Regions from separate parts of the Homo sapiens genome. Here region 2 is linked to region 1. Evidence: chromatin loops called from intact Hi-C (ENCODE). Cell type or tissue: ascending aorta. All regions are shown on one strand. Links, peaks and the distances in the headings refer to the core of each region. The heading gives the core; the rest is flanking DNA. Region 1 overlaps HIP1 (huntingtin interacting protein 1). Region 2 has its middle 9.8 kb from the start of CCL26.

Region 1 (2,807 bases), core at 204-2,703:
GCCTTTTTTTTCTCTTTTTTTGAATTCCTATTTCTCTTAATACGTTTGACACTGAGTATTACCTTCCCTCCCTACCCAGACTAGAATCCCAAGCACAAGGACCCTGCCTTCTCCTTTCCTGTAGGCCCACAGTCGCGAAGGCAGGTCATAAGTCCATAAGTCATCAGGACTGGCTGCTTCCCAGCACTCTCGCCTCTAAAGTGTACCAGGTAGAGGCCAGGCATGGTGGCTCATGCCTGTAATCCCAGCACTTTGAGAGGCCGAGGCAGGAGGATCTCTTGAGACCAGGAGTTCAAGACCAGCCTGGGCAACATGGTAAGATCCCATCACTATTAAAAAATATATATATATATTTATATATATTAAAATTTTATATATTATTTATATAAAATATATATATACTTTTTTTTTTGAGATGGGAGTTTCACTCCATTTGTCTCCCAAGCTGGAGTGCAGTGGTGTGAGCTTGGCTCACTGCAACCTCTGCCTCTCAGGTTCAAGTGATTCTCCTACCTCAGCTTCCCCAGTAGCTGGGATTACAGGTGCCCGCCACCATGTCCAGCTAATTTTTGTATTTTGTATTTTTTTTTTTAGTAGAGACAGGGTTTTACCATGTTGGCTAGGCTGGTCTTGAACTGCGCCTGTTCTATAAAATTTTTTTAGAAAGAGTCCCAGGTACGCCAGGTGCGGTGGCTCATACCTGTAATCTCAGCACTTTGGGAGGCTGAGATGGGCGGATTACTTGAGGTTCGGAGTTCAAGACCAGCCTGGCCAAAATGGCAAAACCTTGTCTCTACCAAAAATACAAAAAGTAGCCAGACATGGTGGTGCGTGCCTGTAGTCCCAGCCACTTGGGAGGCTGAGGCAGGAGAATCACTTGAACTGGGGAGGCGGAGGCTGCAGTGAGCTGAGATGGTGCCACTGCACTCCAGCCTGGGTGACAGAGTGAGACTCTGTCTCAAAAAAAAAAAAAAAGAAAAAAAAAAGTCCCAGGTATGTGATTCACAGTCTCTTGAGAAAATCTACTCCCTTCCCCTCCCGGCCCCAGGCTCTCTGAAGGACATCATTTGGTTCTGAACTGTTCCCGCCCCGCCACAGGCCAATGCCTGGGGGCCCCTCCCAGCACCAAGGGCGGGCAGTGCGGGGCTGGGTGTCTCACCTCTGGAGGGGGCTCTGGGTTAGGGAACATCATCTGAGAACAGGCTGTTCTCTGGACTTCCCTGGAGTCACACAGGACCTAAGACCAAGCCGTGTCTCCCCTGAAAGGGTGGCATTGTCCACCACTTCCTGACCCAGCAGGCCCTCGTGTCCCCGGCTGGTTCCGGAGAGCCAATTACCAGCAGGCACCGCAGGAAGGGCGCCTTTCTCCCAGCCTCTCTTCCTCCCTCCCCAGCACTCCCCATCCTCCGCTCGCCTGGGACAGCCCAGCCAGGCAGTGGCCAATGGGAAACCCTCTGGCCTTGCTTGTGTGGGGAGCTGGGCCTGGGCCTGGCCTGTGGGCCCAGTTGGACACTGTCAGGTCACATACACACAGCTCTTGGCAGAAGCCCAGCCCTCGGGCTGCCAAGGCCAGGCTGGCTCACAAAGGTCCCACGGCAGGAGCAGGCACGGGGATGTGCCCCGGGTGGGGGTGGCAGGTCCCCAGGCAAGGGGCCAGAGAAGGAAAACCTGAGAACAGGCAGCACAGATGGGAAAGGAGAAGGGCAAAACAAAGGCAGAGGAGGCCGGGCACGGTGGCTCCACCTGTAATCCCAGCACTTTGGGAGGCGGAGGTGGGCGGATCACCCAAAGTCAGGAGCTCCAGACCAGCCTGGCCGACATGGTGAAATCCCATCTCTACTAAAAATACAAAATTAGCCAGGGGTGGTGGCGCGTACCTGTAGTCCCAGCTACTCAGGAGGCTGAGGCAGGAGAATCACTTGAACCCACGAGGTGGAGGTTGCAGTGAGCCGAATTCGCGCCACTGCACTCCAGCCTGGGTGACGAGAGAAACTCTGTCTCACAAAAAAAATAAAATAAAGGCTGGGCGCGGTGGCTCATGCCCGTAATCCCTGAACTTTGGGAGGCCGAGGCGGGTGGATCACCTGAGGTCAGGAGTTCAAGACCAGCCTGACCAACATGGTGAAACCCTATCTCTACTAAAAATACAAAAATTAGCCAGGCCTGGTGGTGGGCGCCTGTAATTCCAGCTACTCAGGAGGCTGAGGCAGGAGAATCGCTTGAACCCAGGAGATGGAGGTTGCAGTGAGCTGAGATCGTGCCATTGCACTCCAGCCTGGGCAACAAGAGTGAAACTCCATCTCAAATAATAATAATAATAATTTTTTTAAAAAGAGGCTGTAATCCCAGTACTTTGAGAGGCCGAGGCAGGCAGATCACTTGAGGCCAGGAGTTCAAGACAAGCCTGGCCAACATGGTGAAACTCCGTCTCTACTAAAAATACAAAAATTAGCTGGGCATGGTGGCAGGTGCCTGTAATCCCAGCTACTCAGGAGACTGAGGTGGGAGGATGGCTTGAGCCCAGAAGTTCAAGGTTGCAGTGAGCTATGATCATACCACTGCACCACTCCAACTTGGGTCACACACACACACACACACACATGCACACAAAAGAAAGAAAAGAAAACTAGAAAGAAAGAAAAGAAAATTGGCCATGGCAGGTTGCAGTACAGGTGGCAATAGCTCAGGTTAACAGCTGGGACCTACCACCTGAGTGAGGATGACAGGGAGAGTACAGAACCAAATGGAGATCAGGTGAGCCTGGGAGAGTAGAGGGACAGGTGAGGCATGAAAGCCAAACAGAGCGT
Region 2 (2,807 bases), core at 145-2,644, 150 kb after region 1:
ACCACACCCAGCTATTTCTTTTGTATTTTTAGTAGAGACACGTTTCACCATGTTGGCCAGGCTGGTCTCAAACTCCTGACCTCAGGTGATCCATCTGCCCCGGCCTCCCAAAGTGCTAGGTTTACAGGCATGAGCCACCGTGCCCGGCCCTATTCCCATCTTTATAAAAAAATTTTTTGGCCAGGCACAATGGCTCATGCCTGTAATCCCAGCACTCTGGGAGGCCACGGCGGGCAGATCACGAGGTCAAGAGATCGAGACCATCCTGGCCAACATGGCAAAACCCCATCTCTACTAAAAATACAAAAATTAGCTCGGCATGGTGGCACATGACTGTAATCCCAGCTACTCATGAGAATCGCCGAGATCGCGCTACTGCACTCCAGCCTGGTGACAGAGCGAGATTCTGTAAAAAAAAACAAAACAAACAAACAAAAAAAAACAACTTTGTTTGTTTGTTTGTTTGAGATAGGGTATCACTCTGTCACCCAGGCTGGAGTGCAGTGGTAAAATCACAGCTCACTGCAACCTCCACTTCCTGGGCTCAAGCCATCTCCCACATCAGCCTCCCAAGCAGTTGGAACCACAGGTGTGCACCACCACACCCAGCTAATTTTTTGTATTTTTGGTAGAGACGGCATTTCGCCATGTTGCCCAGGTTGCTCTTGAACTCATGAGCTCAAGTCATCCTCCTGCCTCGGCCTCCCAAAGTGCTGGGATTACAGGCGTGAGCCATTGCACCTGGGCTATTGTTCACATCTTTATGTCCCTGTGTGTTCAGTGCTTAGTTCCCACTTGTAAGGGACAGCATGCTATATTTGGTTTTCTGGTTCTGTGTTGATTCACTTAGGATAATGGCCTCCAGCTGCATCCATGTTACTGCAAAGGACATGATTTCATTCTTTTTATGGCTGCATAGTATTCCTTGGTGTATATGTACCCCACTTTCTTTATCCAGTCCACTGTTGATGTGCACCTAGGTTGGGACACTATGAATGTCTTCTTCCTCTTTTTTTTTTTTTTCTTGAGATGGAGTTTCACTCTTGTCATCCAGGCTGGTGTGCAATGGTGCAATCTCAGCTCACTGCAACCTCTGCCTCCTGGGTTCAAGCAATTCTTTTGCCTCAGCCTCCCAAGTAGCTGGGATTACAGGCATGCGCCACCATGCCCGGCTAATTTTTTTGTATTTAGTAAAGACGAGGTGTCACCATACTGGTCAGGCTGCTCTCGAACTCCTGACCTCAGGTGATCTGCCTGCCTCAGCCTCCCAAAGTGCTGGGATTACAAGCGTGAGCCACCGCGCCAGCCACTGTGAATGTCTTCAATTTCTCCCTCCTCATTTCGTGAAACTGAAGCCCAAGGAGATAGTGTCTCCCGTCAAACTCTCAGGTGTGTTATCTTGTAGGGGATCTTAATTGCTTTGTGTGTATTTCATTGCTCTCCAATGAAATGTACCCTCTGAAGATTGAGCTCAGTCTTCCTTCACTTTTGTCTCTTCCCTGCCCGCCTCCCAAAGAGATTGCACATGACTCTAGATTTCAAGTAGATCCTTGGTAAAGACTCACAGAATAGACTTTTCTGTAAATCTGCCAGTTGTCAACAGTGCAGTGGTAGGAAACTTTAAAAGATGGTAGGAGACTGTTCCCATCTGCTGGTAAACTTGTAGAACTACAGCTAGAAGTCCCTCTTCTTTATAGAGCTCTCAACCAGGAATTTGTCTTGCAAGCTTGGATGTCTGGATCTCTTCCCCTAGGTACTCTGCTCTGATTCAGAGTTGAGCCTGGGCAAAGGGTGTCTGGCAGTATTTGTATTTGGTGGCATATTACACAGATGTTTCCCAAGTCTTTCATTTGTGCAAGATAGAATTAATCCCTGAGGCCTGGGTGGTGTGGCTCACATCTGTTATCCCAGCACTTTGGGAGTCTGAGTGAGCACTTTTGGGGCTCACTTGAGGCTAGAAGTTTGAGACCAGCCTGGGCAACATAAGACCTTGTCTCTATAATTTTTTTTTTTTTTTTTGAGACGCAGTCTCACTCCGTCGCCTGGCCTGGAGTGCAGCCGTGTGATCTCAACTCACTGCAACCTCCACCTCCCAGATTCAAGCGATTCTCCCGCCTCAGCCTCCCGAGTAACTGGGATTACAGGCAGGTGCCACCACACCTGGCTAATTTTTGCATTTTTAGTAGAAACGGGTTTCATCATGTTGGCCAGTATGGTCTTGAACCCCTGGCCTCAAGTGATCTGCCAGCTTCCACCTCCCAAAGTGCTGGGATTATAGGGATGAGCCACTGGGCCCGGCCCCAAAAATTTTTTTTGTAATTATAATAATACTTAAAAAAAAAAAAAAAAAACAGGCTCTCGCTCTGTCACCCAGCTTGGAGTGCAGTGGTGCAATCTCTGCTGATTGCACCCTCCAACTTCCCGGGCTCAGATGATCCTCGCACTTCAGCCTCCCAAAGTGCTAGGATTACAGGTGTGATCCACTGCACCAGGCTTCATAATACTAATTTATTATTATTATTATTTGAGACAGAGTCTCATTCTGTCACCCTGGCTGGAGTGCAGTGGTACAATCTCAGCTCACTGAAACCTCCAACTTCCTGGTTCAAGCAATTCTCTTGCCTCAGCCTCCCGAGTAGCTGGGATTACAGGGACGTGCCACCATGCCCAGCTAATTTTTGTATTTTTAGTAGAGACAGGGTTTCACCATATTGGCCAGGCTGGTCTCGAACTCCTGACCTCGTGATCTGCCCACCTTGGCCTCCCAAAGTGCTGGGATTACAGGCATGAGCCACCACGCTCGGCCA

The links. A loop is a pair of places that touch in the nucleus more often than their neighbours do. Peaks named below come from ENCODE experiments on the same cell type or tissue, not always from the same donor. Only the 100,000 strongest peaks of a DNase experiment are listed, where the experiment ranks them.
Region 2: a loop joins it to region 1, with 9 times the contacts of the local background. A loop is called at or near these places in 8 of 110 quality-filtered maps.

The regions. Positions count from the first base shown.
Region 1 is chr7:75,610,507-75,613,313 of GRCh38, forward strand. All of the region lies in intron 1 of HIP1 (huntingtin interacting protein 1), which reads right to left. Among named protein-coding and RNA genes, the nearest start is that of SPDYE5, 120 kb to the left of the region's middle. RefSeq lists an enhancer at 953-1,526. In ascending aorta, for the core only: CTCF peaks have their summits at 1,157 and 1,360; a DNase peak (open chromatin) is centred at 1,475; H3K4me3 peaks cover 937 bases; H3K27ac peaks cover 2,315 bases.
Region 2 is chr7:75,760,985-75,763,791 of GRCh38, forward strand. No RefSeq gene overlaps it. Among named protein-coding and RNA genes, the nearest start is that of CCL26, 9.8 kb to the right of the region's middle. In ascending aorta, for the core only: a CTCF peak has its summit at 1,664 (motif pointing left); no DNase peak of the experiment used is centred there.